Linked DNA regions of Homo sapiens: region 1 is linked to region 2. Evidence: read pairs that join two places in POLR2A ChIA-PET (ENCODE). Cell type or tissue: GM12878. All regions are shown on one strand. Each heading gives the region's core, and the rest is flanking DNA. Links, peaks and the distances in the headings are about the cores only. Region 1 overlaps EHMT1 (euchromatic histone lysine methyltransferase 1). Region 2 overlaps CACNA1B (calcium voltage-gated channel subunit alpha1 B).

Region 1 (4,376 bases), core at 175-4,174, 390 kb before region 2:
CCTAGGCTGGAGTGCAGTGGCCCCATCTCAGCTCACTGTGACCTCCATCTCCCAGGTTCAAGCGCTTCTCCTGCCTTCGCACCCCCTAGTAGCTGGGATTATAGGCGTGCGCCACCACGCTCGGCTAATTTTTGTATTTTTGGTAGAGACAGGGTTTCACCATGTTGGCCAGGCTGGTCTCAAACTGCTGACCTCAGGTGACCCACCCCCCTTGCCTCCCAAAGTGCTAGGATTGTAGGCATGAACCACCATGCCTGGCCATTTTTTTTTTTTTTTTTTTTTTGAGATGGCATCTCTTTCTGTCACCCACGCTGGAGTGCAATGGCGTGATCTTGGCTCACTGCAACCTCCACCTCCCGGGTTCAAACGATTCTCTTACCTCAGCCTCCCAAGTAGCTGGGATTACAGGTGCGCACCACCACTCCGGGATAATTTTTTTGTATATTTAGTAGAAACGGGGTTTCACCATGTTGGTCAGGCTGGTCTCAAACCCCTGATCTCAGGTGATTTGCCCACCTCAGCCTCCCAAAATGCTGGGATGACAGGCGTGAGCCGCTGCGCCCGTGATTTGCCCACCTCAGCCTCCCAAAATGCTGGGATGACAGGCGTGAGCCGCCGCGCCCGGCCCTTTTGCAGAGGTTCTGTCTGCTGGTTTGGTTTTCTTGAAGGATCCCTCAATTTCTTGCCTTGCTGGTATAAGCTGGATTTTTTTTTTTTTTTGAGACAGAGTCTTGGTCTTGTCGCCCAGGCTGGAGTGCAGTGGTGTGATCTCGGCTCACTGCAACCTCTGCCTCCTGGGTTCAAGCAATTCTCCTGCCTCATTACCCCCCCACCCCCAAGTAGCTGGGATTATAGTTGTGCACCACCACGTGTGGCTACTTTTTGTATTTTTAGTAGAGAGGGAGTTTCGCCATGTTGGCCAGGCTGGTCTTGAACTTCTGACCTCAAGTGATCCACCCTCCTGGGTCTCCCAAAATAATGGGATTACAGGTGTGAGCCACCATGCCCGGCCATTTTTGGTGGACCTTTTTATGGGGCTAAACGTCTGGTGTCTTGTGGCTACAGAAGACCAGTACTTGCTTGAGGAGGAGACCTGAGAGGTCAGCTGTTCTCAGGTGGAGTTTTGCCCGCATTCCCCTTTGTAGTTGCAGGCATCACCCCCATTGTCCCCACCCTTCTGTGTTTTCTGGGGTCAGTCTGCCAGCTGCTCAGCTGCAACTCCTTTATTTAAGTTTCTCCTTCCTCTACTCTGTGGGATAGGTTAGCTCTCCTCTACCTCTCTGTCTTCCTATTTGTGTTCTATTTAGGGATTTCACATGTCTTGGGGTTTATGTGTCTCTTTCCTGCTTTTCTTGTCTTTGATTGATTTTTGCTAAGAGAAGAGAGGATCAGAATCAATTTTTCTTTTTTTAAAATTACTTAAACATTTAATTTTTAATTACACAATATAATTTATAAAACATTTTGTAGAGATGGAGTCTCACTGTGTTGCCCAGGCCGATCTCCAACTGGGCTCAGGCGATTCTCCCGCTTTGGCCTCTGAAAGTGTTAGGATCACAGGCGTGAACTGCTGTGGCTGGCCTGAGAAGCATTTTCCATAAATCTTGAGAAGCAGATTCTTCCGTAAACTAGAAGCACAGCTGTCCTATGAAAAGGGCTGCCTGTCTTCGGATCTTACTATGTCAGTTGTTGGTTGTGGTCGGAAGGTTCTGGAGTCATAGTAAGGGCCAGCAAGGGTGATGTTTGTGCCTCAGCTCTAATGTCGAAAAGAGCGTCTGTGGCTACCTTAGTTGCTGGAGATCCCACACGTGGCCAGAGCCAGAGGTGGGGCTAGAGCCCTGGTTTCCTTCTTCTGCTTCCTGTCATGTGCTGAAAGAGCTGTGTAGGTTTGACCACATTTTATTGAGTTTTTCTTTGAAAATAATTTGGCTTATAAGAATCATGTTTTGGATTCTTTAGGAACTTTATTTTTTTTTTCAATCATTTCATTGGATTAAGCATGGTTGATGGATTACTTTATCCTAAGGTAAGTGGGCAGTTTGATTTTAAGTTGCTCACTCAGCAAACCAGGTAGGGAATAGTTATTTGCTTTTGTATTTTTTTTTTTTTTTTGAGATGGAGTTTCGCTCTCGTTGCCCAGGCTGGAGTGCAGTGGTGCAATCTTGGCTCACTGGAACCTCCGCCTCCCAGGTTCAAGCGATTCTCCAGCCTCAGCCTCCCGAGTAGCTGGGATTACAGGCGCCCACCACCATGCCTGGCTAATTTTGTATTTTTAGTAGAGATGGGATTTCTCTATGTTCGTCAGGCTGGTCTCAAACTCGTGACCTCAGGTGATCTGCCTGCCTCGGCCTCCCAAAGTGTTGGGATTACCGGCGTGAGCCACCACACCTGGCCAGTTTTTTTGTTGTTGTTGTTAAATGGAGTCTCGCTCTGTTGCCCAGGCTGGAGTGCAGTGGCGTGATCTCGGCTCACTGCAAGCTCCGCCTCCTGGGTTCTCGCCATTCTTCTGCCTCAGTCTCCCAAGTAGCTGGGACTACAGGCGCCCACCACCATGCCTAGCTAATTTTTTGTATTTTTAGTAGAGACAGGGTTTCACTGTGTTAGCCAGGATGGTCTCGCTCTCCTGACCTCGTGATCTGCCCGCCTCTGCCTCCCAAAGTGCTGAGGTTACAGGCATGAGCCATCGCACCTGGTCCAGTTTTTTGTATTTTTAGTAGAAACGGGGTTTCACCATGTTAGCCAGGCTGGTCTCGAACTCCTGACCTCAGGTGATCCGCCCACCTCGGCCTCCCAAAGTGCTGGGATTATAGGCATGAGCCACCGCACCCGGCTGAGAATAGTTATTAGAGCCCAGTTAATTTGGCCTATGGCAGGTATGATATAGAAAGCATTACTTCCAGGACTGAGAATTCTCCTTTCTTACTGTTTTGCTTCTCTTTAACTTTTAATATTTTCATGTATTAAAAAAAAATCTGATGATTTTGGATTTTGAAAAACAAAGCTAAAGTGGCTGCTATAACTCTTCAGAGGTAGCATTTCCTTTGAAATGGAGTCTCTTGGATAAGAGGCCACTTTCCCAGGAACATCACTGTGAGCTGCTGTTTCATTCTGGAAAAGCTTGTGGATTTCTTTCTGTATTCTAGTTGTAATAGGCTGGTTCTGATCACAGTATATTTAAGATGCTGTTTTGAGCACTTTCTGTTTATGCAGTGCAATTCTAGGTATTTGTAAGAGGACATACAAAGTTTTGAGATTGATCCCTGATGTTACAAAATTTAATAATAGAACAGAGCAAATATTACTGAGTAGGAAATGAGAGTCAGTTAAAAGTAAACAAGAAGAGGCTGCTGGATGGCCACAATTGCTGCGGCCACATGTGTGGGGAAAAGTTCCTTGAGGAAGATGAGTTAGTCTAGGTCTTTTTTTTCCTTTAACAGCTTCTTGTCCAACACATAGTCTAGGTCTTAAAGGATGTGAGACATGAATTGGCATGAGAAGGTGGACAAAGTGTACATTAACAAAAATTAGGCATTTTAGCAAATTTAGAAATCAAACCTAGAAACCTCAGGATGCCATATATTTGTCATCTGTTTTTTTCCTGATCCTCGTGAGTGTATGTGTTTTTATTTAAAATTGGTGGTAATCAGTGATTATGTGCCGTTGTACTTCCTCTGTCCCGTATTGTCTGACGTGCATTCGTATCTTCAGTGTTTTTGGTAGCTGCATGGTGTGTGACATAGAAAAGTCCCAGTTTCCTCGACTGTGATTTGGGTGAGGTCTGTATCCTTTGGTGCACAGTGGAATTACAAGGTCAGAAGGGGATAGTGGCATGAGATGAAGCTGGAGAGGCAGGGCAAGGTTATCCAGGGCCTTGTTACCATGGTAACAAGTTGGGAAGTTTCATAACCACTGTAGACAGTCCTTGAAGATTTTAGGCATGGAATGATACTTTAAAAAGATGACCCTGGCTGCTGTGTGGAGAGCGGAAGTAGGGGGCCAGTGAGCAGGCTTGGCTTGAGTGGTATGGGTTAGTCATGATATAGGTGTTTAGATTTAATTTTTTGAGCATATAGGACAGTTACATGGTTCAAAATTGAAAAAGTATGGCCGTGTGTGGTGGCTTATGCCTGTAATCCCACCACTTTGGGAGGCCGAGGCGGGTGGATTGATCACCTGACGTCAGAAGTTCAAGAGCAGCCTGGCCAACATTGGTGGAACCCTGTCTCTAATAAAAATATAAAAAAATTAGCCGGGCGTGATGGCGGGCGCCTGTAATCCCAGCTACTCGGGAGGCTGAGGCAGGAGAATCGCTTGAACCCGGGAGGTGGAGGTTGCAGTGACCTGAGATCGTGCCATTGGACTCCAGCCTGGGTAAC
Region 2 (4,376 bases), core at 249-4,248:
TTGATTTGCCCTGGAGGTGTCCTGGTGGCCCAGAGGCGCCTGGGTTGCAGCCTGGGGAGCCCTGGGGCTGGAACCAGAGTGGGGTCCAGGTGCTTGCCGGGAAGTCAGGTGGGTTCGGCAGCAGGGACCAGGCGGCATCTCCGGAAAGGGCACCCTCGCCTCCTTTGTTAGCCTACGCTGCCCCATCTCGAGGGCCGGGAGACGGTGCGGTCAGCCTCCCGCCGCAGGGTGCGGGGGCACCCTCGCCTCCTTTGTTAGTCTATGCTGCCCCATCTTGAGGGCCGGGAGACCGTGCAGTCAGCCTCCCGCCGCAGGGTGCAGGGGGCTGTTTGGAACTGCAGGAAAATCGGTGTTGGGTCTTCCCAGCCGCACTGCCTGTCCTGGGCAGTGTGTGCTGAGTGATGGATGGGCCCCCGAGCTAATGGCTTCTGTCTTCCAGGCATTACAGGGTTTGCTGTCTCACTTCAGTCTCACTTTTCTGCATGTGTGGAATTGGTTCTCAACTTCTCTTTCACCCTGAGGTCTCGGCTGGTGCCCGTCTGACGGACGCGTCTGCGGCCTCCTGTCCAGATGCACATGGCAGCCTGCGCCTACACTGGCGTGGCTCTCAGTGTCACTGGTTCTCTCAGAACTCTGTCTCTGGTTTTCTCACTTCTGTCTGTTCTGTTTTTTGCATGTGCAGTTTTGTAAAGCAAGCTCGAGGTACTGTATCTCGCAGCTCATCTGTCTCCAGCGTGAACTCACCGTGAGTCGCTCTGCTACGATATTCCATCCATGGCTTCATGATAACTACATGCAGACACCTTCCTTCCACTCCTAACTCTGCTATCTCACCGCAAGTCATTTGCTTCATGGGGCAGCTCCAGGCCGGGCTTCTGTGGCCTGAGCGGGGAATGGTGGGCTTGCTCCCTGATGTCCCCAAGTCCTGCCACGGGGTCAGACCCTCTGCGCTCAGCGCCTCCTCCTTTCCCTCCTGGTCTCTGTCTTTTTGTCTGCTGCCTGTTGTGTCCGCTCACTCCGGTGTCTCGAGTGTGTCTGCTTCTCCTGAGTGGACTGGGCGTCATGGGTTCAGGTCTCCTTGTGGTTCCCATGAGGTCAGGGCCCTGTGAGCAGGCACAGCAGAGAGTGCTCTTTAGGGGCTCACTGGGGACGTTTATGGGTCCTCCTAGGCCCCTTACTTGGGAGGGACTGTGTCTGTGATTCTCAGGAAGTCCTTGTTCTAGCAAGAGCAGAGAGCTGTTGTCCACTTGGGAAGCTCACAGTAGACCACCCAGGGCCCAAGGCAGAGACACGGAAACTCCAGGGTGGCCCTCCAGGGAGTGACTGGCTGGCATCCCCTCGGGCAGCTTCTCATGGGGAAGTGCTCATGGATGGCTGGTCCGCAGGGGCTTCCCCTGGAGGGCAAGGCCAGGCCCTGCAGGTGAGGGGTCCCTGAAGTGGTCAGGTGCAGTTAGGCCACCTGCCCTGATGGAAGTGGCCAGGTGCAGTTAGGCCACCTGCCCTGATGGAAGTGGCCAGGTGCAGTTAGGCCACCTGCCCTGATGGAAGTGGTCAGGTGCAGTTAGGCCACCTGCCCTGATGGAAGTGGCCAGGTGCAGTTAGGCCACCTGCCCTGATGGAAGTGGCCAGGTGCAGTTAGGCCACCTGCCCTGATGGAAGTGGCCAGGTGCAGTTAGGCCACCTGCCCTGATGGAAGTGGCCAGGTGCAGTTAGGCCACCTGCCCTGATGGAAGTGGCCAGGTGCAGTTAGGCCACCTGCCCTGATGGAAGTGGCCAGGTGCAGTTAGGCCACCTGCCCTGATGGAAGTGGCCAGGTGCAGTTAGGCCACCTGCCCTGATGGAAGTGGCCAGGTGCAGTTAGGCCACCTGCCCTGATGGAAGTGGCCAGGTGCAGTTAGGCCACCTGCCCTGATGGAAGTGGCCAGGTGCAGTTAGGCCACCTGCCCTGATGGAAGTGGCCAGGTGCAGTTAGGCCACCTGCCCTGATGGAAGTGGCCAGGTGCAGTTAGGCCACCTGCCCTGATGGAAGTGGCCAGGTGCAGTTAGGCCACCTGCCCTGATGGAAGTGGCCAGGTGCAGTTAGGCCACCTGCCCTGATGGAAGTGGCCAGGTGCAGTTAGGCCACCTGCCCTGATGGAAGTGGCCAGGTGCAGTTAGGCCACCTGCCCTGATGGAAGTGGCCAGGTGCAGTTAGGCCACCTGCCCTGATGGAAGTGGCCAGGTGCAGTTAGGCCACCTGCCCTGATGGAAGTGGCCAGGTGCAGTTAGGCCACCTGCCCTGATGGAAGTGGCCAGGTGCAGTTAGGCCACCTGCCCTGATGGAAGTGGCCAGGTGCAGTTAGGCCACCTGCCCTGATGGAAGTGGCCAGGTGCAGTTAGGCCACCTGCCCTGATGGAAGTGGCCAGGTGCAGTTAGGCCACCTGCCCTGATGGAAGTGGCCAGGTGCAGTTAGGCCACCTGCCCTGATGGAAGTGGCCAGGTGCAGTTAGGCCACCTGCCCTGATGGAAGTGGCCAGGTGCAGTTAGGCCACCTGCCCTGATGGAAGTGGCCAGGTGCAGTTAGGCCACCTGCCCTGATGGAAGTGGCCAGGTGCAGTTAGGCCACCTGCCCTGATGGAAGTGGCCAGGTGCAGTTAGGCCACCTGCCCTGATGGAAGTGGCCAGGTGCAGTTAGGCCACCTGCCCTGATGGAAGTGGCCAGGTGCAGTTAGGCCACCTGCCCTGATGGAAGTGGCCAGGTGCAGTTAGGCCACCTGCCCTGATGGAAGTGGCCAGGTGCAGTTAGGCCACCTGCCCTGATGGAAGTGGCCAGGTGCAGTTAGGCCACCTGCCCTGATGGAAGTGGCCAGGTGCAGTTAGGCCACCTGCCCTGATGGAAGTGGCCAGGTGCAGTTAGGCCACCTGCCCTGATGGAAGTGGCCAGGTGCAGTTAGGCCACCTGCCCTGATGGAAGTGGCCAGGTGCAGTTAGGCCACCTGCCCTGATGGAAGTGGCCAGGTGCAGTTAGGCCACCTGCCCTGATGGAAGTGGCCAGGTGCAGTTAGGCCACCTGCCCTGATGGAAGTGGCCAGGTGCAGTTAGGCCACCTGCCCTGATGGAAGTGGCCAGGTGCAGTTAGGCCACCTGCCCTGATGGAAGTGGCCAGGTGTCCTGTCCCTGTCCTAGTGGTGGTGAGGCCCCTGCCGCCCCCGCCCTGCCCAGTGCTTCCTTGCTGGCAGCCAGCATGGAGCTGGGCTCAGTCTTTCCACGAGCACTGTTTGCTGCTGGCTGTCAGAGGCACTGATGTCTCCTGGGGCAAGAAAGCATGCTGGATCCTGCATCCATCCGCGGGGTGGAATAAGATGTAAGATGCAGATGGTGGCCGGGCGCGCTGGCTCACACCTGTAATCTAGCACTTTGGGAGGCTGAGGTGGGCGGATTCCCTGAGCTCAGGAGTTCGAGACCAGCCTGGGCAACATGGTGAAACCCTGTCTCTACTAAATACAAAAAATTAGCCGTGAGTGGTGGCGGGCGCCTGTAGTCCCAGCTACTCGGTAGGCTGAGGCAGGAGAATTGCTTGAACCCGGGAGGCAGAGGTTGCAGTGAGCCGTGATCACACCACTGCACTCCAGCCTGGGCGACACAGCGAGACTCTGTCTCCCAAAAAAAAAAAAAAAAAAAAATGCAGATGGCAGGTATCCATGGTGTCACACCAGGGCTGCTTCATATTGTCAGCAGTTCCGGGTTGTCTGAGCCCAGAGACCTCAAAGCAGGGCCACAGAGCGCCTTGAGGCCACTTCCAAGTCCTGTAGTTCCCCACAGCACCCAGCTGAGCATGGCTGAGCCCTCCTCCCTGGAACAGCTGGGTTGTGCCTACCAGCTGAGGCCAGGACACAGGGGTGCCAGTCGTCCATGTGACTTCCTTAAAGAACCCTTTTAAACCAGGACTTTGCCTGGATTAATCACCAGCCACACTTCACTCTAAGTTGGTGTGGATATGTGCCAGATAGAGCAAGGACAGAGACAGGGGCCAGGGGAGGTGCAGGCTGACTTAAGACACCATGCAGAGAGGCCCGGCACGCAGATTCAGAGACCTAGGGGATACCTCCAGAGAGGAACTTGGTGGTGCTGGCCGAGTGAGGGCAGATGCAGACAGTCTCTGGTGACGTTAGGGCTGACAGTGGCAGATAGGCCCGGAAGGAACAGGCCAGGTGGAACCAGTGGGGCTGCGGGGGGCGGGCAGGTGCCCTAGCGTAGGCTGCTCAGCATGTTGCTCTGCCTGGGTGGTCACGGGGGAGCCTGCCAGCCTGACAGCGCCCTCAGCCCAGCAGACAGCCTGGCCTTTCCCTGCTCCAGGTGTTTCCTGGGCGAGAAGGAGCCACACCTGAATGCAAGG

Evidence for each region. Peaks named below come from ENCODE experiments on the same cell type or tissue, not always from the same donor. Only the 100,000 strongest peaks of a DNase experiment are listed, where the experiment ranks them.
Region 1: POLR2A ChIA-PET joins it to region 2 with 5 read pairs; 2 of 35 experiments call an interaction of 5 or more read pairs at or near these places.

Annotation. Positions count from the first base shown.
Region 1 is chr9:137,626,998-137,631,373 of GRCh38, forward strand. The region is part of intron 1 of EHMT1 (euchromatic histone lysine methyltransferase 1); the gene reads left to right. Among named protein-coding and RNA genes, the nearest start is that of EHMT1, 10 kb to the left of the region's middle. RefSeq lists an enhancer at 1,566-1,625. In GM12878, for the core only: no CTCF peak of the experiment used is centred there; a DNase peak (open chromatin) is centred at 1,825; H3K4me3 peaks cover 1,778 bases; H3K27ac peaks cover 2,313 bases.
Region 2 is chr9:138,016,457-138,020,832 of GRCh38, forward strand. The region is part of intron 18 of CACNA1B (calcium voltage-gated channel subunit alpha1 B); the gene reads left to right. Among named protein-coding and RNA genes, the nearest start is that of CACNA1B-AS1, 72 kb to the left of the region's middle. In GM12878, for the core only: no CTCF peak of the experiment used is centred there; no DNase peak of the experiment used is centred there.